5 separate regions of the Homo sapiens genome follow, and regions 1, 2, 4 and 5 are each linked to region 3. A link is a loop called in an ENCODE intact Hi-C map of the cell type or tissue named here. Cell type or tissue: mammary epithelial cell. All regions are shown on one strand.

Region 1 (5,000 bases), 200 kb after region 3:
GCAATGGCGCAATCTCGGCTCACTGCAACCTCCACCTCCTGGGTTCAAGTGATTCTCCTGCCTCAGCCTCCTGAGTAGCTGGGATTACAGGTGCCCGCCACCACGCCTGGCTAATTTTTGTATTTTTAGTAGAGACAGGGTTTCACCATGTTGGCCAGGCTGGTCTCAAACTCCTGACCTCGTGATCCACCCACCTCAGCCTCTTCCAAAGTGCTGTGATTACAGGCGTGAGCCACTGCGCCCAGCCCCAATTTTATTTTATTTTTTTTTGAGACACAGTTCCACTCTTGTTGCCCAGACTGGAGTGCAATGGCACAATCTCGGCCCACCGCAACCTCTGCCTCCCAGGTTCAAGCAATTCTCCTGCCTCAGCCTCCCAAGTAGCTGGGAATACAGGCATGCGCCACCATGCCACCACGCCCGGCTAATTTTGTATTTTTAGTAGAGACGGGGTTTCTCCATGTTGGTCAGGCTGGTCTCAAACTCTTGACCTCAGGTGATCCGCCCGTCTCGGCCTCCCAAAATGCTGGGATTACAGGCATGAGCCACTGCGCCTGGCCTTTTTTAAGAAATGGAGTCTCGCTATGTTGCCCAGGCTGGTCTTGAACTCCTGGCCTCAAGCAATCCTCACACCTTGGCCTTCCAAAGTGCTGGGATTACCAGTATGAACCACCATACCCAGCTCAAGATACTATATTATTATACCATATTATCATATAAACAAATACAAAGGCATTGAAGATGCACTAAAAAGCAAAACACTAAAATAATGTGAACAGAAAATAAGATACTAGTTGACTTTTGTTTTCCTCTTTATGTGTTTTTTGTATTGTACAAAGAATATGTGTTATTTCAGTGACCAATGACATAAAATTTTTTCAGACTAAGTTGAGAAAAAAAAGATAGATGTTTCTTCATCTCATTGAAAAGTACAATTACTAATTTGGCAGCCCATCTCATCAGGCAGTATGTCTCAATGTGCCAGTTCACTAAGAACATGGACTTCATATTCCTCTAATAGAATGAATAACCTACATATTTAGCTTAGGATATTTCCTGTATTATCCCAGAATCTTCCAGAGTCCTTCAGATCAGTCATGTTTTCTCCACAACATTCTATGTTAAAGGAAAAGCCAAAATGGATAAACGTCCCTTCTAAGCTTCTGTGAGCCATTTTAATTGTGAAAATGAAGTACTGTATTCAAATACTCCTAAAACAACACGACGTTAGCCTGGCATGGTGGCGCGCACCTGTAGTCCCAGCTACTTGGCAGGCTGAGACAAGAGAATTGCTTGAACCCAGGAGGCAGAGGTTGCAGTGAGCCAAGATCATGCCATTGCACTCCAGTCTGAGCGACAGAGCAACACTCAGCACCAAAAAACAAAACAAAACAAAACAAAAACACATGACAATTATCTTAAGAAGCACTACTTTAGTCACGCTTTAAAATTCAACAATAAAGAGTAAATTCCAAACAATTATATTTAATTCCAGAAAAGTAAAAACTCTGGATCTAAAGATATAAAATCCAAGCTGCTCTTATAGAGTTTCTTTAAATAAACTTCTTTTTTTTTTTTTGAGACAGAGTCTCACTCTGTCACCTAGGCTGAAGTGCAGTGGCGCAATCTTGGCTTACTGCAACCTTCATCTCCTGGGTTCGAGTGACAGTCCTGCCTCAGCCTCCTGAGTAGCTGTGACTACAGGCGCCAGCCACCACAACCGGCTAATTTTTATATTTTTAGTAGAGATGGGGTTTCACCATGTTGGCCAGGCTGGTCTTGAACTCCTGACCTCAAGTGATCTACCCACCTCGGCCTCCCAAAGTGCTGGGATTACAGGTGTGAGCCACCACGCCTGGTCCTTCTTTTTTTTTTTTTTTTTTTTGAGATGGTCTCGCCCTGTTGCCCAGGCTGGAGTGCAGTGGTACGATCCCAGCTCACTGTAACTTCCACCTCCTGATTCAAGCAATTCTTTTGCCTCAGCCTCACAAGTAGCTAGGCCTACAGGCATGCACTACCATGCCTGGCTAATTTTTGTATTTTTAATAGAGATGGGGTTTCACCATGTTGGCCAGGCTGGTCTCAAACTCCTAACCTCAGGTGATCCACCCGCCTCAGCCTCCTAAAGTGCTGGGATTACAGGTGTGAGCCACCGTGCCTGGCCAAAAACATCTTCTTGATAACTGTTGCTGGGCAGAATAGCAGCTTGCGTTTGTACTGATAATTCTGTTTGCAATCTATGTGTTTTTCTATTTTCCTCAAGTCCATCAAACTGAAGGGGTGTTTTACAACTTTACCAAGTTAACCATGAATATATAATTATATTTCAACACTTCAACAAACAGCAGCACTTTGAATGTGATGTGAAATCCAAACAGGATAGCAGTCACCCATGAATGTTACATGGACTATGACCAACAGGAATTTACGTTCTGAGGTAATAACATTAGATCATCCAGAAAGTGGAAATAATTTAAAATATGCAATTGTGAGATGCTGGAGAAATAAATGATCCATTCCACTAATATTTATTAAGCACTTTCTAATCAATCCCTATGAGAAACAAATTTCCATCATAAAATTACCATAAAAGATAGCTATTAGACAATTTCCCTCAGGAATAAGTCTGACTATAAACACACACATATACCATTTTGAGAGTCAGAAAGATAATTGGATTATTATGGTGTTAAGGGTGAACATGTGTCTGCCCTTTACTCTGATTAACTGGCAAAGATGGTGGAGTAAGTGGGCTTGTTGTGATGCAGAGCTGTGAGGCTCCAGTAAATTGCACCAACTATTAGCAGGCATCTTAGGAAAAAACCTGGAGGATTATTTAAGGCTCACGTTTCATTTAGAGAATATAAATAGCAGGCACCTGAGCCACTTGAGTTTCTGGTTTCTTTTCTATCAGCGCCCCTTAGTGGTTGAATCACTGAATGGCCTTTTGGGCGGAACTAAATCTGAAGAGAACAGTAACGGATGGGTGGACTCACCTAATGGCCTCTTTGATGGTAATCATAATGCCACCTTGAGTGGCAACTCTAAACTGACACAGAGAATGGAGAGAGGGCACAGCTTTGTCCAACCCTGCAAATCCTTTCAGGCTGGCAATTGCCTTCTTCCTTTCCAGCTTCCCCAGAATCCATAATAAGATTTCTTGGCAAAGTGACCTGGCAGAAAAAGCAGTTATGAATGAGCTTGTCATCTTACTCCATGCATCTAACAAGCTAACATAAAAAAAGAAAGAAAGGCTGTCAGGTTCCACTGCATTTTAAATGCTGGCACAATCTCCTAGTACTACTGAAATGCAGGAATGGAAAGTATGCTTCTTGTGAATTTCAGAATGCAAATATCCTGAAATTCAATGAGTGACTGACTAATCCTTGGCTCTGGCAGCAACCCTGATTTGCCACATGAGCCCCACGTGATTTTTTTTTTTTTTTTTTTTGGTAATTCCAAGTGTACTACTGCCTTTGCATCAGGCACTGTCAAAGAAAGTATACACGGATAAAAATCATCTACTCTCAGCAAGACCAACAGCTGGAGACCAAGAAACAGCATACCAACAAAATATTGCTGATTCCTCAACCCCTTTCATCTGTGCCAATCAACTAGAAGAGGAACTAAATCATCGTTCACATGTTCCTTGTCAGTCTCTGATGAGAACATGACAGTGCTGTGAGGACTTGAGTTTTAAAACAAAAACAAGAGGCCAGGTGCGGTGGCTCACGCCTGTAATCCCAGCATTTTGTGAGGCTGAGGTGGGTGGATCACCTGAGGTCAGGAGTTCGAGACCAGGCTGGCCACATGGTGAAACACTGTCTCTACTAAAACTACAAAAATTAGCCGGGCATGGTGGAAGGTGCCTATAAGCCCAGCTACCCAGGAGGCTGAGGCAGGAGAATCGCCTGAACTCAGGAGGCAGAGGTTGCAGTGAGCCGAGATCGCACCACTGCACCCCAGTCTGGGCAACAGAGCGAGACTCCGTCTCAAAAAAAACAAAAACAAGAGTTATTTTGTGGACTGTCCCTTGAAACCAAGTTCACAGATGTACAGCCTCCCTCTTCCAATGCATTCTCTCTTGTCGTTGCCATTGCAGCTGTGGGATACAAGGATGTGCTGACTCAAGCTGAAGAGCCAGGGGAACTATGTAAGCTTTGAATAGTACAAAAGATGGTGTTTTCCTTCACCACTTAGCAATGGTGATAATGATAGCTACCATTTATTGAGCTTACTATTTGCCGGGGACTGTACTAAACACATTAATGCATATTTAGTCTTCACAATAACTCTGTGAAGAAGGTACTATTATTGCATATTGGATTACATGTGAGGATCTCCAAACACCAAAAATCGTAATTCTATAGGACTTGAGATAAGATAACTCTTACCTGGAGGAAGAAACAACATAAATTACTGTGAAAATAGAGCTGATACAAAATGAATCCTACTTAAATTCTACGACAAAGGAGTATTTTCTGGATGACTAAGAAATCCCTTCTATCTAAACAACACACTGCATCACCAACACCAAATCCTAGGCTAAATTACAAAGTGCCACATTCAGATCTAGATTTCCCAAATGTGTTTTCTAACTCCCCACAAGGTCATTATGATCCATCCCCTATTTCCTTCTTCCTAGACATGTAATTGCAGTATTTCTCACTGATCGAAAAGTGGCATGTTTACACATGTAAACAGAGATTTTGTCTTTGAGATTTAGGACAGAGGCTGAGGAAAGTCATTCTAAAAACTGTATCCAATGCCCTGTGATCTGCAAAATTCTTGTTCTCTTCTAGATGAGCAAAATAGGAAGATCCCAGTGTTTTCCTGACTTTGAAAGGAAATGATAATTTCAAAGTGGCAAATATAAATTCAAAATAAGAACAAAAACAACATGCAAAAAAGACGTCACAATTTATAAACAAATAAGGGTCCCTTGATTGTTTACCTTATGTGAGACACACTCTGCTTAGTAAAACAGTAGAGAAGAAAAA
Region 2 (5,000 bases), 190 kb after region 3:
ACTTGTAAATTAACTTAAAATGGATCACGGACTGCAATGCAAAATACAAAATTATAAACTCCTCGAAGATAACATGAAAAATCTAGATGATCTTGGGTATGGTGATGACTTTTCAGATACAACACCAAAGGCACAATCCGTGAAAGAAAGTAATGATAAGCTGGACTTCACTGAAGTTAAAAATTCCTGCTCTGCGAAAGACACTGTCAAGAGAATACAAAGAGAAGCCACAGACTGGGAGAAAATATTCATCCACAACAGTCTGACAAGAGACTGTTTTCCAAAATTTACAGAGAACTCTTAAAGCTCAATAATAAGAAAACCTGGGTTGAGCACGGTGGCTCACGCCTGTAATCCCAGCACTTTGGGAGGCTGAGGTGGGTAGATCACTTGAGGTTAGGAGTCGAGACCAGCCTGGCCAACATGGTGAACCCTGTCTCTACCAAAAAATTATCTGGGCATGGTGGCACACCTGTGGTCTCAGCTACTCGGGAGGCTGAGGTGGAAGAATCGCTTGAACCAGGAAGTGGAGGTTGCAGTGAGCTGAGATAGCACCACTACACTCCAGCCTGGGCAACGGAGTGAGATCCTATCTCAAAAAAAAAAAAAAAAAATTAGCCAGGCATAGTGGCAAGTGCCTATAGTCCCAGCTACTCAGGAGACTGAGGTGGGAGGACTGCTTGAGCCCAGGAGGTCAAGGCTGCAGTAAGCCATGATGGTGTCACTGCACTCCAGCCTGTGTGACAGAGAGAGATCCTATCTTGAAAAGAAAAGAGCCCAATTAAAAATGAGCAAAAGTCCTGAACCGACATCTCACCAAAGAAAATATACAGACGGCAAAAAAGCATATGAAAAGATGCTCCACATCCTATGTCACTGGAGAACTGGAAATGAAAGCACTGGTGATATACTGTTACACACCTAATAGAATGGCCAAAATCCAGAGAACTGATTTCACCAGGAATGCTGGTGAGGATGGAGATCAACAGGAGCTCTCTCATTCATTCATTGCTGCTGGGAATGCAAAATGGTACAGCCACTTAGGCAGACAGTTTGGCAGTTTCTTACAAAACTAAACATACTTTCACCATACAGTCTAGCCATTGCTTGCCTTGATATTTATCCAAATGAGTTGAAAACTTATGTCCACACAAAAACCTGCACATGGTTGTTTATAGCAGCTCTAGTCATAATTGTTAAAACTTGGAAGTAACCAAGATGTCCTTCAGTAGGTGAATGCATCAATAAACTGTGATACATCCAAACAATGGAAAAACAGCACCAAAAAATGGGCAATCAAGCTATGAAAAGACATGGAGGAAACTCGAATGCATATTACTAAGGGAAAGAAGCCAAGCTGAAAAGGCCACATGCTGTATGATTTCACCCATATTACATTTTGGAAAAGGCAAAACTATGGAGACAGTAAAAAGATCAAGGGTTGCCGGGGTGAGGAGAGAGGGAGAACAGAACAGGTGGAGCATAGAGGATTTTTAGGGTGGTGAAACTATTCTGTATGATACCATCATGGTAGATACAGGGCATTGCAAATTTGTCCAAATCCATAGGCTGTACAACACCAAGAGTGAGCCCTAGTGTAAACTATGGACGTTGGGTGGTGATGTGTCAATGTAGACTGATCAGCTGCAAAAAATGCATCACTCTGGTGGGAGATGGTGACAATGGAGGAGGCTATGTTGTGTGAGTGCAGGGAGTGTAAGGGAAATCTCTGTCTCTTCTGTTCAATTTTGTTGTGAATCTAAAACTGCTCTAAAAAAAAACTCTTTATAAAAAATGACCTGTTACTTTCTGACTATGTCAGAGGGTCCTGGATCTGCTTCTCAAAAGGAGGTTTCCTCCTCAGGGATTCCTGCCCTGACTCACTCCCGACATTTTGACAGTCTAATTCTAGTAAGTAAAGAATGGAGGGGTAGTGTTCAGTTTCATCTAGAAGCCAGTGTCTTCGAGCCATCTGTGCAAATGATTGACAGTAGTGATCCCCAACCCTTTTGGCACCAGGGACCGGTTTCATGGAAGACAATTTTTCCACACACTGGGGTTGGCAGGGGCGGGAGGGGGAGAGGGGCGGGGAATGGTTTCAGGATGAAACTGTTCCACCTCAGATCATCAGGTGTTAGTTAGATTCTCATAAGGACTGCGCAACCTAGATCCCTCGCATGCACGGTTCACAACAGGGTTTGTGCTCCTATGAGAATCTAATGCTGCTGCTGATCTGACAGGAGGCGGCGCTCAGGTGGTAAAGCTCACTTGGGCGCTGCTCACCTCCAGTTATGCGGCCTGGTTCCTAACAGGCCACAGAACAGTACCAGTCCGTGGCCTGGGGGTTGGAGACCCCTGATCTAGAGTCTTTTTTTAAGTATTAAATATTTGAAAGGATTAAGACTGTTCCTAGACAAGATTTTATATAGCATTTGGCTAACAACTAAGCTTTAAATAGAATTAATTTGGTCAGCATCATTTTCAATGCATTTGGATTAATCAACTTAAGTAAAAACACCTTTGAATAAATGACAGCACACAAATACACATGCATGCACACACACATGCATACTTAGGATTAATGACTCAAAAGAGAGAAATCATTTTAGAAATGGAAAGGCTGAGAAGGTCATAATAAGCCTCCAAATAACATGCAAGCTTGCATGTTTAATTCTCTGGACAAATCACATGCTGTGCTAGAATCTTTATTGCAAGCTTAAAGTCAGGAGAATGGCTTGTTAACACTTGTCTTCTGAAGCAACGCAGGAAACTAGAAAGGTTATTAAAAGTTCCACTTACTGAAATGAACAATGCTGTTTAAGGCAGTTTTCACCACCTCCTCCATCCCTAAGATTTTATTCATACTAGAAGATAAGGACACTAGCGCTTTCTAGAGAAACTAGGTAGAAACTGTTTCTACTATCTTGGGCCAACTATGTTGCCTCCAGGGAGTCTTCTAAAGCACTCCTTAGCTGGGCACAGTGGCTAACGCCTGTAACCTAATACTTTGGGAGGCCAAGGCAGGAGATCACTTTAGGCCAGGAGTTCAAGACTAGCCTGGCAACAAAGTGAGACCCTGTCTCTAGAAAAAATTAAAAAATTAGCCAGGCACAGTGGCACACATCTGTAGTCCTGGCTACCCAGGAAGCTGAGGTGGGAGGATTGCATGAGCCAAGGAGTTCAAGTTTGCAGTGAGCTGTGATTTAGCCATTGCACTCCAGCCTGGGCAACAAAGAGTGAGACCCTGTCTCTAACAACAGTAACAAAAAATATATAAAGCATTCCTAAATTACTCAACTAGGACTATTTAGCCTTCCAACTTTTTCTAAATTCCTCTCCACTTTTTTTTTTTTTTTTTTTGAGACAGAGTTTAGCTCTGTCGCCCAGGCTGGAGTGCAGTGGTGTGATCTTGGCTCACTGTGACCTCCACCTCCCGGGTTCAAGCAATACTCCTGCCTCAGCCTCCCGAGTAGCCTCCCAAAGTGCTGGGATAACAAGCATAAGCCACTGCGCCCATCCTCCACTATCTATATGTGTGTGTGTGTGTGTGTGTGTGTGTGTGTGTGTGTGTGTGTAGATATCAAAACAAGTAGTATGATCCTATTACTAAAATAGACACTTTCTATGTTTGTATGTATGTTTAAAAAAAAAAAAACCCAGGGAACTGTTAACTGTAAAGAGATAGCCAACAATCATTGCCATCTATGAAGTAGCCTTTCTGCCAAACATTCTTTGTGTTAACCCCAAAACCCCCTACCCATTTGGACAGCAGCTCCTCCCCCTACTATACATTTCCTGTGATTTTGGTGGGGCTTCCAGCCACAAGAATAGGTGTGTGACTGAAGCCTGTTCTAAAATTTATATATGTTGTGGACAGTGGGGACAGACCTTTACTTTTTACTTAAAACTTCTTATAAATGTACATAATTTTAAAAGCCAAATATTCCTGAAAGCTTATAGTGAAAAATAGCAGTGCCCGACATCATTTCTTCCCATCTGATTCAGGCTCTACAGAAGCAACCACTTTTAGTTTGGTTTAATAATAAACTGTTTAGTTTGTTAATAACATTAAGTCCAGGCGCGGTGGGTCATGCCTGTAATCCCAGCACTTTGGGAGGCCAAGGCAGGCAGATCACCTGAGGTCGGGAGTTTGAGACCAGCCTGACCAGCATGGAGAAACACCATCTCTACTAAAAATACAAAAATTAGCCGGGCATGGTTGCAGGCACCTGTAATCCCAGCTACTCTGGAGGCTGAGGCAGGAAAATCGCTTGAACCAGGGAGGCAGAGGTTGCGGTAAGCCGAGATCACGCCATTGCACTGCAGCCTGGGCAACAAGAGCAAAACTCTGTCTCAAAAATAATAATAATATTAAACATTCACTATTTACCAAGCACAATTCTGAACATGTTACAGGTATTAACACATTTAATCCTCACAGTAGTCCTATGGGGGCGTCTAAACCTGCTGCCAAGACTCTGACACCTGAGTGGAAGGGGTGGAGGCCTCATTGTTGAGGATGCAGACTTCAATTTATACCTCCTATTTTTCAGTTCTCCTCTCCCACCCAGTTCAGAGTCCCTTGGGCTCAACATCTCTTAAGAGTAAACCTCCAGTCTTTCGCTGGGAAGTGGAGGTGGTTGTACAAAGGGAAGAAACGAATGAAGGGATTTACTGAATCCTATACAGCCTTTCAAACTGTTTTAAGCTCTAAATTCAACTCCATTTTTAGAGCTTATCTGGTGCTTCCTGTCCATCCAGGGTTCTGCAGTAAAAAGGAGCCTGCTCCTTTTTTTCTTATTTTTCTTTTCAAAAAAAAAATTTAGGCTGGGCACAGTGGCTTACGTCTCTAATCCCAGCACTTTGGGAGGCCAAGGTGGGTGGATCACCTGAGGTCAGGAGTTTGAGACCAGCCTGGCCAACATGGTGAAACCCCATCTCTACTAAAAATACAAAAATTAGCCAGGCATGGTGTCAGGTGCCTATAATCCTAGCTACTC
Region 3 (5,000 bases):
GGCTGCCTGACCTTGCCCCAGTTCTCTGAGACTTGGTCTCCCCATAGCACAATGGGAGTTCTAATGGATTCCTGCCTCATGTCTCAGGTAAGTCATTTCCCTAAAAATGGAAACACTTCCGGCCCCGAAGAGCTACCCTAGTGGTGAGGGTGACTGTGGTTTCCTCCAGAGCAGGTGGGGAGGGGGATGTGAGGGAGGGGAAAGAAAAGGTGGCAAGGATGGCTGCCGGCCTTCCCATTCTGACCCACACTATCTCCTCTCTGCCACCTGCCTGATCTAGAGAACCCCATGTTCACTGAGGTCTACAGACAATGATGCCTCGCTTCCAAGCTTGCTCCAACTCTTAGGTCTCAGGAAACGGAGCCCCCAAAACAAACACACTTTCCTGTCGGGACGCCTCTCACGTAGAAGGGACGAAGAACACGCAGTCACTGCCTAAATCGACCTGAGACTCCGGCACTAGCAGCCTTCCAGCAGCGTTGGCCCGAAAAGAGCTGCTGGCAGCCTAGCCTCTCCGGGAAGCGCGGCCTCCGGGCGCTCTGCCCCACCGTCCCGGGGAGCCCGCCGTGTGCTTCCTTCACAGGACTCCCAGCCCTCCCTGTTGCCACCCTACTGCTCGCGCCTGCGGCCCAGGAGTCCCCAGGCCTGCATCCGCAGCCTAGGAGCGCCCCCATTCCCCTCCGGAGCTTACATGCTGAAGGGGCGCGGCGGGACCCCCCTGCCTGCCTGCGCTCTGGGTAGGGGAAGGGGGCGCCAAGGCCAGCCCAGCAACCTGGGCGCTGGCGCCCCGCCTCGGTGCAGTGCCGGAGGCGGCGCCCACCAGGTCAAAGCAGCCGCGAACGCACTCGCCACGCTTCTCATCCCCGCTCGAGCCTCGCCTCTTGGCAAAGGCGGCGCCGGCCACACCCACGTGCCGCTTTCCCACGACCCAACCGGGAAGGAACGGAAAACCCAAGGGATCCCAGTCGGACCAGGCCCTGCTCTTCCTGGTACCCCAGCTACCTTGGCAAAGTGTGCCTGTAGACAAAGGCGCATCCCCGGTGTAGCCGGCCCTCTCCTTCCCTGGGCGGGACCCCTCCCCCGCAGGAATTAGAGGCATTACCCAGGTTACTACCCCCACCCCCAAATAGAGGCCCCCAAAATGTCCCTCAGCCAGATACCCCACGTGCAATCAGGCGCTGGTGCAGGCTGTGGTCGAGGTTCTCCTGCCCAGACCTGGGGCGGGGGGCTGTGTCACCCCAAGCCGGCAGAGGCTGTGGGGTGATCCTACAGCCTGGACCGCCGCCTCCTCATGCCCTTCGCTCATCCACGGGAGCCCAGCCCAGGCAAACTAACGCGCACTCGGCTTTCAAGGGCACAAGGTTGGGGGCGCTCTCAAGTCCGGCTCCCAGGACTACGGAAGGAGAACCCCCAGTCAAGGACGCACGCTTCTCCATCAAGCCTCCGAAACTTTGAGGGGCTGCTGGTGTGCAGCGTCTCTCCCGCTGACAGGTGCGCCCCGCGGCAGGGCCACACGCAGCGGCATGGAAACTTGTGCGCCCAACGGGGCTCCTCCTCTTGTGCCCGGCCGCCCTCCGGGCCCCTCCAGGCCGGCCAGGGGAGGGGAGCCCACTCCCCCGGACACGTGCTGCCGCGGCCCGGCTAACCCGCAGGAACGTGGGCGCCTGGTACCTTGGTGCCCGGACAGGTGCAAACCCCCGGGAGGTCGTAGAAGGTGCGGGGGAGGGGTACCCCAGCCAGCCTGGAGCCCCGCACCGGCGTCCGCCTCCTAATTCATTCACAAAACAGGAGCCGCCGGGGAGGAGGGAGGCGAGGCTGGAAGAGGAGAGGATGCAGGAAGAAAGGGAGGAGGGGTCAGTGGGGAGGGGGCTGCAGGAACGGCCGCCGGGAAGCCCGGGGCTGCCGCCGCCCCCAACCCGCCTCCCCGCGCCGGACGCGGCGCCCGCAGGGCTGGGAGCTGGCCGGGTGCGGGGGGCTCGGCGAGAGGCACCCCTGCCACCCGGCGCGCCCCGGCCTCGGCGCAGCCCCGCGCGGCCCTCCCCTCCTGGGTGCCGGCCGGCCCGCGCTCACCGTGCCGCCGGCTGCCGCGCTCCGGAGCTCAGCAGGCCCGCGGCGGCTCCATGCCCCTCCTCCCGCTCCGCTCCGCGCCGCCGCGCGCTCCGACTGCCGCCTGCCCAGCCGAGCCGCCCTTAAGTACCCGGCGCGTGCCCGCCAGGAGAGGCGCCTCCCCCGGCCCTGGGGCCGGGAAAGTTGACCAGAGTGGGAGGGCCCCCGCGGGCGCACCCCCGACCCCGCGCGGTCCCAGGGAGCGCCACAAGCCAGCGCTCGGCGGGGACGCCTAGTCCCGGGTGGACGCGGCTCCGGCTCGCAAGACTCGCAGCCCCTGCGCCCTCTCCGAAGCTGGGTCCCCCGAGTGGGGCCGAAGGCCACGCGGCTCTGCAATCGCCCTGGGACCAGCTGCCAAGGCAAGACGGTCATTGGGCTCAACCTAGAACCTGAAGCGTCGTTAACTTTCCAGATACCACGCAGGGACTTCCAAAATTGTTACTCTCCCTCCCCGCCCCCACGCCCCGCTCTCTAACCCGCAAAACCTACTCACCCTGCAAGGAAGGCGAGCTGAGAGCACTCTTCCCCGACTTCTGCACGCGAAGGGGCAGTTCGCTGTCTAGGGGGCTCCCGAAAGCCAAGGCAGCAAAACCTTCCTGCTGGCAGGAAAGAGGCGCTGAAGAGAATTGTCAAATGTAAAAAGGCTGGTCAAAGAAGGTGTTAACAATTGTGACAGCTTAGCTTTGAATTCCGCAGTGGGGCGCTGATGACTTTAAGGCGGTTTGCAAAAGCTGCAAACGGTTTTGTAGGAACCTTGGAGGTTCCGGTGTCTTAAAGCCAAAACAATTCCTCCTCTTCTTTTTCACACCTTTATTTCCGACATCCATGACCTCCTAAATTCCCAACTGACCTTATCGACAGTAGTTTTCAGGTCCCTAAAAGATAGTGCTAGACTCGAGTAAAGTGAGATGAAGTGAGTTGGGGTGCACTGGGGTGGGGTGAGATCGAGGAGGGGGGAGAGTTGTTAGCAGAGACAAGAAGTTTAGAACCAGCTGAAGGCGATGAGTTTTTACATCTCAGGAAAACTTGAAGAGAAATTATAATTAATAACTAGTTTTTAAAAAATGAGTGGCCGGGCGCCGTGGCTCAAGCCTGTAATCTCAGCACTTTCGGCGTTACGGGCACCATGCCCGTAATCCCAGCTACTCGGGAGGCTGAGGCAGGAGAATCGCTTGAACCCCGCAGGTGGAGGTTGCAGTGAGCTGAAATCGCACCACTGCACTCCAGCTTGGGCAGCAGAGCGAGACTCCGTCTCCAAAAAAAAAAAAAAAAAAAAAAAAAAAAAAAACCAAAAAACAGAGTTTACCTGTTTTCCAAATACACCTGATATAATTTCTATCACTTCTTCCCAAGCTGCAACAAATTTATAGGCACCTGAGCTGCAGTCTATAAACTTCTCCTCTCGCAAGTTTTAGGGGCTCAGGGACTTGCCTGCCCACCATTGCTCAGTCTGGGCCACAGACCTCACACCTCAGTCCCCGCAGGCAAGCAAAGACCCCAGGCACACCTACTCCACACAATCCCATCTTACATTATTGGCCAGGCACAGTGGCTCACACCTGTAGTCCCAGCACTTTGGGAGGCTGAAGATGGAGGATCGCTTGAGGCCAGGAGTTCAAGACCAGCCTGGGCAACAAAGCGAGACTTCCCCCGTCTCTACAAAAATTAAAATTAAAAAATTAGCCAGGGCCGGGTGCAGGCTCACGCCTGTAATCCCAACACTCTGGGAGGCCGAGGTGGGCGGATCACGAGGTCAGAAGTTAGAGACCAGCCTGGCTAATATGGTGAAACCCTATCTCTACTAAAAAATACAAAAATTAGCCAGGCATGGTGGCACGTGCCTGTAGTCCCAGCCACTGGGAAGGTTGAGGCAGAAGAATCGCTTAAACCCAGGAGACAGAGGTTGCAGTGGGCCAAGATTATGCCACTGTACTCCAGCCTGGGCGACAGAGTGAGACTCCATCTCAAAAAATAAAAATAAAAAAAAAAAGAAAAAGAAAAGAAAAGAAAAAAAAAAAAAACATTAGCCAGGCATGGTGGAGTGTGCCTGTAGTCCCAGCTACTAGGGAGGCTGAGGCAGGAGAATTGCTTGAGCCCAGGAGGTCAAGGCAACAGTGAGCTATGATCGAACCACTACACTCCAGCCTGGGTAACAGAACAAGACGCTGTCTCAAAAACAAATTCCTGGACTCCAGCAGCCCTTCCGCCTCAGCCTCCCTAGGAGCTAGTCCTATAGGCATGCTATCCAGCCCAGCTGCCAATGTGTTTTGAACTTCAGATGGCCTGAGGGGCCCTACCAGAGCCATTCCTACTTACACAAAGATGGAGAAGAAGCCTTAGGTTGGTGGAGGGGAGGGCTCTAGAGTCTGCCAGTAAGCCCCAGTGTCTTCATCCCACAGATGGGATTGCTAGGCGGACTGATAGGAAGTTTGAAGAGATTGGCTGAGGGTAAGCGCTCAGCAAGTGTTAGTAAACCAGACAGCAGCATCCTTTGCCCATGCCACGGGTTCTACATGGCCATCCCTCTAGAGCACTCAGTGACAGCAAGTTCAAGGATCAGTGTTTGAATAAAAGAAAACTGCCTGGCCGGGTGTGGTGGCTCACACCTGTAATCCCAGCACTTTGGGAGGCTGAGGCGGGTGGATCACCTGAGGTCGGGAGTTTGAGACCAGCCTGGCCAACATGGTGAAACCCTGTCTCTACTAAAAATACAAAAAATTATCCAGGTGTGGTGGCAGGCGCCTGTAATCCCAGCTACCCAGGAGGCTGAGGCAGGAGAATCACTTGAACCCAGGAAGCAGAGGTTGCAGTGAGCCGAGATCGTGCCACTGCATTCCAGCCTAGGCAACAAGAGGGCAACTCCATCTCAAAAGAAAGAAAGAAAGAAAAATGTC
Region 4 (5,000 bases), 110 kb after region 3:
ATGTGAAAATCTGAATGAGTATTCTAATTCTGGGCATGACCTCATATTAGCTTGGTTACAACTGCCCAGTTCATGAAAAGCCTTCTTATTTAGTTTACTTGAGATAATTTCACTTATTTTGCTTTACTACTGTGGAATATATTGTCATTGTACTCTTTGTGTAGGAATGCAGGATAAGCCTACTCAACATTTTCTTAAATTGAACACTTAGGAATCTTCCAGATTATACCTTCTGTTGAGACTCAGTTATGAATGGCCCTCACCATACCAACACTTTCTCATTGAGCTCCTCTCTACCTTGAATACAAGAGACCCTAATAATTAGGTAAGAATATCATTGCCCCTGTTCAGCCTGAAGAAGTTACAGAAGATGGATCTTCATCCCTTTACAACCCTTAGGATTAAGGGTGCCCTTGTAAAAGGGAGGGAGGAAATATGTCAGAGGTGTTCTAACCAGAGTGACTCCATCTTGAATAGGTGCTAGATGAGGATGAGACCTGCTGGGCTGCATTCCCAGGAGGTTAGGCATTCTTAGTCACAGGATGAGATAAGAGGTCAGTGGGACTGGTTTCACAAGATACAGGTCACAAAGACCCCACTGATAAAATGAGATGTGGTAAAGAAGCCGGCTAAAACCCACCAAAAAGAAAATGGTAATGAAAGTGACCTCTGGTCATCCTCACTGCTCATTATACACTGATTATAATGCATTAGCATGCTAAAAGAAACTCCCACCAGTACCATGACAGTCTATAAATGCCATAGCAATGTCCAGACATTACCCTATGTGGTCTAAAAAGGAGAGGAATCCTTAGTTCCAGAACTCCCCAATCCTTTACTGGAAAACTCATGAATAATCCATCCCTGTTCAGAATACAATCAAGAAATAACCGTAAGTATAGTCAGTCAAGTAGTCTGTGCTGCTGCTCTGCCTATGGAGTAGCCATCCTTTTATTCCTTTACTTTTCTTAATAAATTTGATCTCACTTTACTCTGTTGGCTCACTCTTGAATTCCTTCCTCAGTGAAGCCAAGAACCCTCATGGCCGCCTAGGCTGAACCCCAATTTTGGGATTCACCCTGTGACACTTAAACACAGTGGGCCATTTGGTCCAATATTCCACAGTTTCCATGTATAGCTGCATCAAATCACATTTGACAAACATTAACCCACAGATGTTAAGATCTTATGCCAGAAGTTAAAAACCTTTGTGCTCCAACCTTTTTGTTTCGCCCAATCCAAATCTCTTTTGTTCTTTATTTCATTTCCTCTATGGACCAGGTTGAAGTAGAGATGAAGAACTGGAGTCTTTTTCTGTGTATCTTTGAATTTTAATCTTCTTTCCAGGCTCCAGGATCTCAATTAGAGTGTTTAAATCCTCCCTGTAATCTAACTAGTTGAAGTATGCTCTTCCTTTCTCCAGGACTGTACTCTGTGTACTTTCGGTTTGATATTAAATATTTTGGGGAGAAAAAAGGTAAAAGCATAAAATGGTCAAAGGATGCAATACATATTTGACCTCCTTAAATCAGTTACTGAAAAAAGGGATCCAGAAAAACTACTTTTCCTCCTGTCTTGGATGCCATTTACTTGGGTACTAAAGTATATGGATCTCTAGGGATGACACCCTGGAGAGCCACATGCCCTCAGCAGAAACATCTTGTTGATCCAGTCAATGAGGAAACAGGAGACAAAATATAGATCTGACTCTGTTCATGTGCCCCTTTTTTGTGCTCGCTAACATCTACTCTTTTTTCCCTGCATTTCAGGGCCTAGAACTCTACCTCACTACTGTTAAGAAATACAATAGAAGAATCACTGGTTTCTTGTAACATTTCATGAATACAATTTATTGCCACATGTGAGCCAGAGTCGACACAGTTTACAATTTCTGTCAAGGTCCAAAGGAAATTAGATTGACATGGCAGATCCTGACAGGCAGGATTTCCTCTCCAAAAGCCATTTAGAGAATTAAATAATTTAAATGCAATTAATTTTTGATGAAATTCATCATTAAAAAATTCGTAGGTAAATTTTGATCTATTAACAACAGTTACTTTTCAGCCTTGAATTTCCCCTGCAGCTCTGGGGAAATCATCTCTGTTCTGACTTCAGTTTCCCTCCTCACATAGCCCTTTATGAACAGAAGAGGGATCTTAGTCAATATAATGTACGCAGCTACAGTGCAGCCCAGACATAAAATGCTGTGGGATAAAACAATGCTGTGTGCATTTGTAAGCCTCTTTATCTGCAAAATACTTATATGTCTATTATCTTGTTTGAACCTCACAAGAATCTGAGATAGGTAGAACAAAATATTATTAACCCTGTATCACAAATAAGAAAGTAAAATTTAGAAGGGGCTCATCCCTTTTAAGTCCTAAAACAAAGGACTAAAATGCAGCCAACTGATTGCCCCACATCTCTGACATTTCAAGGTCCTTGCAATTTTCATCTTTCTTTGTTTAACTTCGTAAGGCATGGGTAGAAGAGAAGCCAGTGACTTAGTCTTAAAATGGTGCATAAATAACAGGGTACAATGGAAATAAGTTCCAGCATGGGCAAACACCAGAATTGGCACTGAGTAGTCTTGGTTAAGGGCTGGAATCCTATTCATTCTAGTCTGGAGAGGAGAAAAAATTCCCCTCTTCTTTCCCACTTTCAAAAGTGGAAAGAACGGAACACTTCCGATTTCCTAACCATAAAGGATGACTGATAATGGCCTTGTGAAAGCTGTTAAAGCCCTATATGGATGCACATATTAGAGCACTGCAGAGTGTTGGAGCCAAAGCCATCTTCTGGTCTTGATGAGGCTTGCCAGGCACACAGGTCACAATAGTCACTGGGCAAAAATGCTGGGTAGTCCCTGGATAGATTTCCCCCTACTGGTGTCTACATGTCAGGACCCATTTTTCTCCCTAAGGCTAATTGTTGATCTGCTGCTTTCTTCATTCATTTCCTCTGTAAGGTAATATAACCAAGAGGTGACCCTGAACTAGGAGTGGGTTAGAAAAGATTTCAGGGGCTCTTAAGCTTTCCCTTTCCAGTCACACACAGACCACACAAGTAGGAATGATTTAGATGCAAATTATAAGTAAATAGACTTTGACAGGCTTAGATTGGGACCATGAGAAGATCCCTGTGGGACAACTTATTAAACAAAAAGAAACTTGATAGTGGAACTATTGTTGGTGTAAGTAACCTACCAAGAATGTTTTAAAGAGACAGAGAGATCTTCTTATCTTCAAATTCTTCTTCTATTAGCAAATTGTATTGCCTCAGATTATATTTAATCATTCAAACTTTATTCCTTTGCATTAAATAGTCTCCTTATTGAAAATACAAAATAAGCTGGGTGCCGTGGCTTATTCCTGTAATCCCAACATTTTGGGAGGCTGAGGCGGGAGAATTGCTTGAGCCCAGGAGTTTGAGATCAGCGTGGGCAACATGGTGAAACCCCATCTCTACAAAAAAAAAATTTTTTTTTTTAAATTAGCTGGACGTGGTGGTGTGCGCCTATGGTCCCAGCTACTTGGGAGGCTCAAGTGGGAGGATTGTTTGAGCCCAGGAGGTAGAGACTGCAGTGAGCCATGATAGTGCCACTGCACTCCAGCCTGGGTAACAGAGCAAGAACCAGTCTTTAAAAAAAAAAAAAAATCCCAGGAATGGCCACACAATAGGAGGCTGCCATCACCTCTTAGCAAATATTAGTATATCTGCTACCTGCTTCTTATAGGCTGGGAAAGAATAAGAGAAAGATTTGAAGGTAGGGCAATGTCTGAAATTTGATTACTTTCTAGAGATGGTCAAACCTGGGTAAGGACCTGTAGAGGGAAGTTTTAAATGGGAGAGGGGAAGAAAAAAAGAGGTAAGTGAGGGGCACTGAAAAAAGGCACAGAGGCCCTACTTTACACTTAGACTTGCAAAAGGATGTTTTCTTTCTGTTTCTTCAGAAAACAGAGTGATGTGCAAATAAAATCCATAAATAAATATCTTTCAGAGTAAAACAATGTACAGGAAATGCTTTGTATTACTGGATTTTTGGCAACTCAATGAACTAAAATAACACAGAAACATAGACAATTTGAAACAGGAGATGCCAGGACTTCTATAGTTACGTATTAACTAGATTACTCATTCCATCTCAACAGCTCATTGAACTCCAAGATTGGCTTAATCAGTGCATAAGCTTTCAGTTTACACAAAGTTACCCTATGAGGAAAATCTACAATAACTGACTCTACCCTAGTGTGTTACCAACAAGACAAACAGATTGGTTCTCCTGAAAAGTGTGCTCCAGACAGTAAGTGCCTCCAGAAACTTCCTTGAAGGGTGAAATTAAAACAAAGTCCAGAAATGTAATAATCAGGAAGGAAAAATTCTAGGTTTGTGGTAACTTATTTTAAAAACTGAAAGAAGAAAAAAATCCTAGATATTTTAAATGACGGAGACTGTCTTTACAATTCTGTAATCATGAAAGTATTAAAACTATTCCAGTGATTTAATTAATTTAATTAGATATATAAAAGTTCAAACTCATTAAAGCATGACCAAGAGTTGGTTAGCCTCGTAATATTGACAAACACAAATCAGGAAGCCTGTGGATTGAGACTATAACTTCATGTTTAAATTATTAACAGATCATCCATCCCTCAAGTGCTATGAATCAATTCCTACTATATCAAGCCATGGAGAGGAAAATTAAGTAACATTGTCTTCCTACAAGGAACACTGTATTTCAGTTACACTGTTGGTTTACTCTCTTGCAAGTCCGTAAGTCAAAATGAATGCAAAAATCTATTTCAAAACTTGCAGAGAGAAAATCAGGTGCTTCATTATTCTGTGTTCTTTCTCATACATATATTGAATTAGAATCCAAATGAATGCTTTAATTTATTCTGAATTAGAATAGTGAGATGAGAAGACAAAAGTATGAAGACACTGAAAATAAAAATAACAGCAGAATAAAATGCTGAAACATCTAAGCATAATTATGTTGT
Region 5 (5,000 bases), 260 kb after region 3:
TTCCTGGCTCTAATCCTTCAAAAAGTCTGAAAGCAATGACAATTTCTTTTTCCTTTTCATTTTTTTTTTTGAGACAGGGTCTCACTCTGTCACCCAGGCTGGAGTGCAGTGGTATAATCATAGTCCATTGCACCCTCAAACTCCGGGGCTCAGCTGACCCTCCTATCTTAGCCTCCAAAGCATCGGGGACCACAGGCATGTGCCATCATGCCCAGCTAATTTCTGTATTTTGTTTTTTTTAATTTCTGTATTTTTTGTAGAGACAGTGTTTTACTATGTAGCCCAGGGTAGTCTTGAACTCCTGGGCTCAAGCAATCTGCCCACTTCAGCCTCCCAAAATGCTGCGATTACAGGTATGAGCCACCACATCCAGCCAATGATAATTTCTTTTTTTTTGGGACAGGGTCTCACTTTGTCGCCCAGGCTGGAGTGTAGTTGCACAGTCTCGGCTCACTGCCACCTCCGCCTCAGGGGCTCAAGCAGTTCTCCTGCCTCAGCCTCCAAGTAGCTAGGATTACAGGAGCCCACCATAGCACTCGGCTAATTTTTGTATTTTTAGTAGAGACAGGGTTTCGCCATGTTGGTCAAGCTGGTCTCGAACTCCTGATCTCAAGTGATCCACCCACCTCGGCCTCCCAAAGTGCTGGGATTATAGGCGTTAGCCACTGCACTCGGCCCATAATTTCAATAGCAATGAATATCCTGTGTCCGCATTGCGGTTGCTAAATACCACTTCTCCTTAGAGAGAGTTGTTTTCAAAAATGGGGCAGGAAATACCTCAGATGAGCCTGGGATATCTTCTGCTTGAGAGCAAGGAGTCGATCAAAGACTATCATGGTCATGTCAAAAACCCCAAGAGCCAGTCGGAAATGGTTCCCAGAGGCCAAAAATGGGAAATTTGATTAAGAACAAGGAATACAATAATTGAAACATCAAATACATAAAATCTATGATTCATAATACAACAAAAAAGATCACTTCATTGGTTACCTTTGGAGGTTGCTAAGACACTAATTTATTATTCTGAAAATTGGTCAATAAAGGAACAGAATGATTCTAACTATATTAAAATATATTCGTGTTTATATGCACAGAAAAGGGTCTCAAAGTTTTAATACCTTGAGGTTTTAATAGTGGTGATCTCTGGGTGATAGGGTTAGAGGTAGGATTTTTCTTTTTACCTAATTATAGTTTCAATTGTTTTTTTACAATAAATATGTATTGTCTCTGCACTAGAAGTTATTTTAGGGTTATAAAACAGTATGTGGCATATGAGATCATTTTTGTAAAAAGGAAAAATAATACGCTCTGAATTGCTAATAGTGGTACCCTCTGGGTAGTGAAATTAAGGTAATTTTAATTTTCTTCTTTTTGGTTTCTCTATATTTAAAAAATCTTTGCTATAATATTTTTTATAGAAGTAAAAACATTACTTCTATTTTTAAAAAAGAATAAAAGGAAAGCTGTCACAGTGACATCCCTGTAGTCCCAGCTAGCTGGGAGGCTGAGGTAGAAGCATCACCCGAGCCCAGAAGTTTGAGGCTGCAGTGTACTATGATCACTTCTGTGAATAGTCACTGTACTCCCGGCTGGGCAACACAGGGAGACCCTGTCTCTATTTAAAAGAGAGAGAGAGAAACAGAGAGAGAGAGAGAAACAATAACATCCTTCAAAAATAATGAGAACAGAAGTGTAAGAAATTTGCAATAGTTTTTTTTTTTTTTTTTTTTGTGATGGAGTCTCACTCTGTCACCCAGGCTGGAGTGCAGTGGTACGATCTCAGCTTACTGCAACCTCTGCCTCCTGGGTTCAAGCGATTCTCCTGCCTCAGCCTCCCGAGTAGCTGGGACTACCGGCGCATGCCACCACGCCCAGCTAATTTTTGTATTTTTAGTAGAGACGGGGTTTCGCCATGTTGGCCAGGCTGGTCTCGAACTCCTGACCTCGGGAGATCCACCCGCCATGGCCTCCCAAAGTGCTAGGATTACAGGTGTGAGCTACCGCGCTCAGCCTGCAATATTCTTCTAGGACTTTCCAGGACAAGTGTTCTGACCCACTGGCATGAATATCTGGTTCCTTTGGCTAATGTATACCTCAAACGGAAATGAGTGTTATTTCCCTCTTGTTGCCACTAACCGTTAAGATCACTAACCAACCTCTAAATGACTTCCTGTGGCATAAGATCTTCGAACCCAAACATGGAACACAAAGAAAGTGATTTAAAACAAAAGCTCTTACTGAAGTTTTTCCAGAGCCCCTTTAATGAAGTAGTCTTCTCTGCCCTCTACTGGTGATGAAAATAACATCTACTTGGAAATAAATTGGAGGCATTTCCATAAAGTAGCAGTTCCTAGTATGCTATGGGGACCTGGCTTGCCGGGGGTTCCCAAGACCCTCTCAGGGGGTCTGCAAGGTCAAAACCATTTCATAATAATACTAGGTCATGATGTGCCTTTTAGATTCTCAAGAATGTACTATGAGGCTTATTGATATGAGTTCTGATTTCATATTGCAACAAATCTTTAATATATTACCTCTTTGGCCGGGCGCGGTGGCTCACGCCTGTAATCCCAGCACTTTGGGAGGCTGAGGTGGGCAGATCACTTGAAGTCAGGAGTTCGAGACCAGCCTGACCAACGTAGAGAAACCCCATCTCTACTAAAAATACAAAATTAGCAGGGCGTGGTGGCGCATGTCTGTAATCCCAGCTACTCCGAAGGCTGAGGCAGGAGAATCGCTTGAATCCGGGAGGCGGAGGTGGCAATGAGCCGAGATCACGCCACTGCATTCCATCCTGGGCAACAAGAGCGAAACTCCGCCACAAAAAAAAAAAAAAGGTATTACCTCTTGTTGAGTTTCTCGATACTTTTTTCCCCACACAATACATGCAGAGATTATCTTGTTGAGCTTTAGAATTGTATAAAAGACCGGACGTGGTGGCTCACATCTGTAATCCCAGCACTTCGGGAGGCCGAGGCGGGAGGATTACGAAGTCATGAGTTCCAGACCAGCCTGGCCAATATGGTGAAAACCTGTCTCTACTAAAAAAAAAAAAAAAAAAAGAAAATTAGCCAGGCACAGTGGCATGTGCCTGTTGTCCCAATTACTCGGGAGGCTGGGGCAGGAGAATTGCTTGAACCTGGGAGGCGGAGGTTGCAGTGAGCCGAGATCGCACCACTGCACTCCAGCTTGGGCGACAGAGCAAGACTCCGTCTAAAAAAAAAAAAGAAAGAATCGTATAAAAGAATGTACATAATTATTTGAAAAGGTGATTGAACTCTCCTCCCTTTTCCAGTTACATATCTATGTGAGTCTAGGTTTTCTTCATGTACTTCAGTCAAAACAACCTATCATGACAGACTGGAGAAGCAGATATGAAAATCCAGCTGACTTCTTGAGGTTGGGCATGGTGGCTCGCGCCTGTAATCCTAATCCTAGTACTCTGGGAGGTCAAGGCAGGCAGATCACCTGAGGTCAGGAGTTCGAGACTCGCCTGGCCAACATGGTGAAACGCCGTCTCTATTAAAAGTACAAAAAATTAGCCGGGCATGTGGCGCATGCCTGTAATCCCAGCTACTCGGGAGGCTGAGGTAGAAGAATCACTTGAACCTGGGAGGTGGAGGTTGCAGTGAGCTGAGATTGCGCCACTGCACTCCAGCCTGGGCAACAAGAGCGAAATTCCATCTCAAAAAATAATAAAAGTACAAAAATTAGCCAGGCATGGTGGTGGGTGCCTATAGTCCCAGCTACAAGGGAGGCTGAGGCATGAGAATTGCTCGAACCCGGGAGGTGGGGGTTCCGGTGTGTCAAGATCATGCCACTGCACTCCAGCCTGGGTGATGGAGTGAAACTCTGTCTCAAAAAAAAAACAAAAAACAAAAAACAAAATAGGGTCTTACTCTGTCACCCAAGGCCGGAGCACACTAGTGTAATCATGGTTCACCACAGCCTAGACTTGGACCTCTCAGGCTCAAGCAATCCTCCCATCTCAGCCTCCCCAGTAGCTGGGACCACAGGTGTGTAGTACCATGCCTGGCCAATTTTTTAGTTTTTTGTAGACACAGAGTATCACTATGTTGCCCAGTCTGGTCTCAAACTCCTGGGATCCTGCCTCAGCCTCCCAAAGTGCTGGGATTACAGGTATGGCCCACCTCGCCCAGCCACTACAGATATTTTTAAATTCCCTAAGCAGCTAATATGATAAAATAGTAGACAGATTCATATAATATATAAGACTACATGTACAAAATAATATAATTTCACGAACTAATTCCTCTTCAAATAGGAATGCTTGAATTTCTGTAAATTAAATGAGTACATATATGTGTACTCCACCACATACTCATAGAGATTAGAGAGTCTTCTATAAATGAAGCATAATATACATGTTTCATAACAGATGATTACTTTCAGGATTTTTGCTTATTTAAACGTGTTCTCAGTCATACAATAGAGAGTTGCAGGCCAGGTGTAGTGGCTCAGGCCTGTAATCCCAGCACTTTGGGAGGCCAAGGCAGGCAGATCACTTGAGGTCAGGAGTTCGAGACCAGCCTGGCCAACATGGCAAAACTCCGTCTCTACTAAAAAGACAAAAATTAGCTGGGCATGGTGGTGTGCACCTGTAATCCCAGCTACTCGGGAGGCTGAAGCAGGAGAATCGCTTGAACCTGGGAGGCAGAGGTTGCAGTGAGCCGAGATTGTGCCACTGCACTCCAGCCTGGGCAACAGAGTGAGACCTCATCTCAAAAAAAAAAAAAAAAAAGAGTTGCCGTTAGAAGACAAGTGACCTCTCGATTAGCAACTTAAAATTCTATTTTGCAGTCTGACTCTTAATTGAGACAATGTAGCATATTTACCATACTTTTAGTGGAAATAACCTAAATTCAAATTCTGCCACTTACTAGTCTGACATTGGGCAATTTCCAATGTACCTGAACCTTGGTCCTTCATCCGTAAAAATTGAATACAAGTAGTACCGATCCCAGGGGATCGTAATGAGG

Evidence for each region. Peaks named below come from ENCODE experiments on the same cell type or tissue, not always from the same donor. Only the 100,000 strongest peaks of a DNase experiment are listed, where the experiment ranks them.
Region 1: a loop joins it to region 3, with 9 times the contacts of the local background. A loop is called at or near these places in 35 of 110 quality-filtered maps.
Region 2: it touches region 3 in a loop (4-fold over the local background); 33 of 110 quality-filtered maps call a loop at or near these places.
Region 4: a loop joins it to region 3, with 5 times the contacts of the local background. A loop is called at or near these places in 20 of 110 quality-filtered maps.
Region 5: it touches region 3 in a loop (5-fold over the local background); 23 of 110 quality-filtered maps call a loop at or near these places.

Annotation. Positions count from the first base shown.
Region 1 is chr16:68,900,501-68,905,500 of GRCh38, reverse strand. It overlaps TANGO6 (transport and golgi organization 6 homolog), which reads right to left. Exons shown (of 18, transcript NM_024562.2): 8 at 4,955-5,000; 9 at 2,997-3,173. Among named protein-coding and RNA genes, the nearest start is that of TANGO6, 59 kb to the right of the region's middle. In mammary epithelial cell, a CTCF peak has its summit at 2,927 (motif pointing left); a DNase peak (open chromatin) is centred at 2,920.
Region 2 is chr16:68,913,534-68,918,533 of GRCh38, reverse strand. All of the region lies in intron 11 of TANGO6 (transport and golgi organization 6 homolog), which reads right to left. Among named protein-coding and RNA genes, the nearest start is that of TANGO6, 73 kb to the right of the region's middle. In mammary epithelial cell, a CTCF peak has its summit at 2,902; a DNase peak (open chromatin) is centred at 2,813; H3K27ac peaks cover 462 bases.
Region 3 is chr16:69,103,387-69,108,386 of GRCh38, reverse strand. HAS3 (hyaluronan synthase 3) reads right to left here and starts at 2,734. Exons shown (of 4, transcript NM_001199280.2): 1 at 2,600-2,734. RefSeq lists a silencer at 2,108-2,387 and an enhancer at 2,521-3,069. In mammary epithelial cell, CTCF peaks have their summits at 1,347 and 2,802; DNase peaks (open chromatin) are centred at 2,176 and 2,796; H3K4me3 peaks cover 3,098 bases; H3K27ac peaks cover 227 bases.
Region 4 is chr16:68,993,234-68,998,233 of GRCh38, reverse strand. The region is part of intron 15 of TANGO6 (transport and golgi organization 6 homolog); the gene reads right to left. Among named protein-coding and RNA genes, the nearest start is that of HAS3, 110 kb to the left of the region's middle. In mammary epithelial cell, a CTCF peak has its summit at 2,862 (motif pointing left); DNase peaks (open chromatin) are centred at 2,813 and 4,153; H3K27ac peaks cover 4,191 bases.
Region 5 is chr16:68,844,730-68,849,729 of GRCh38, reverse strand. All of the region lies in intron 1 of TANGO6 (transport and golgi organization 6 homolog), which reads right to left. Among named protein-coding and RNA genes, the nearest start is that of TANGO6, 3.7 kb to the right of the region's middle. In mammary epithelial cell, a CTCF peak has its summit at 2,266 (motif pointing left); no DNase peak of the experiment used is centred here.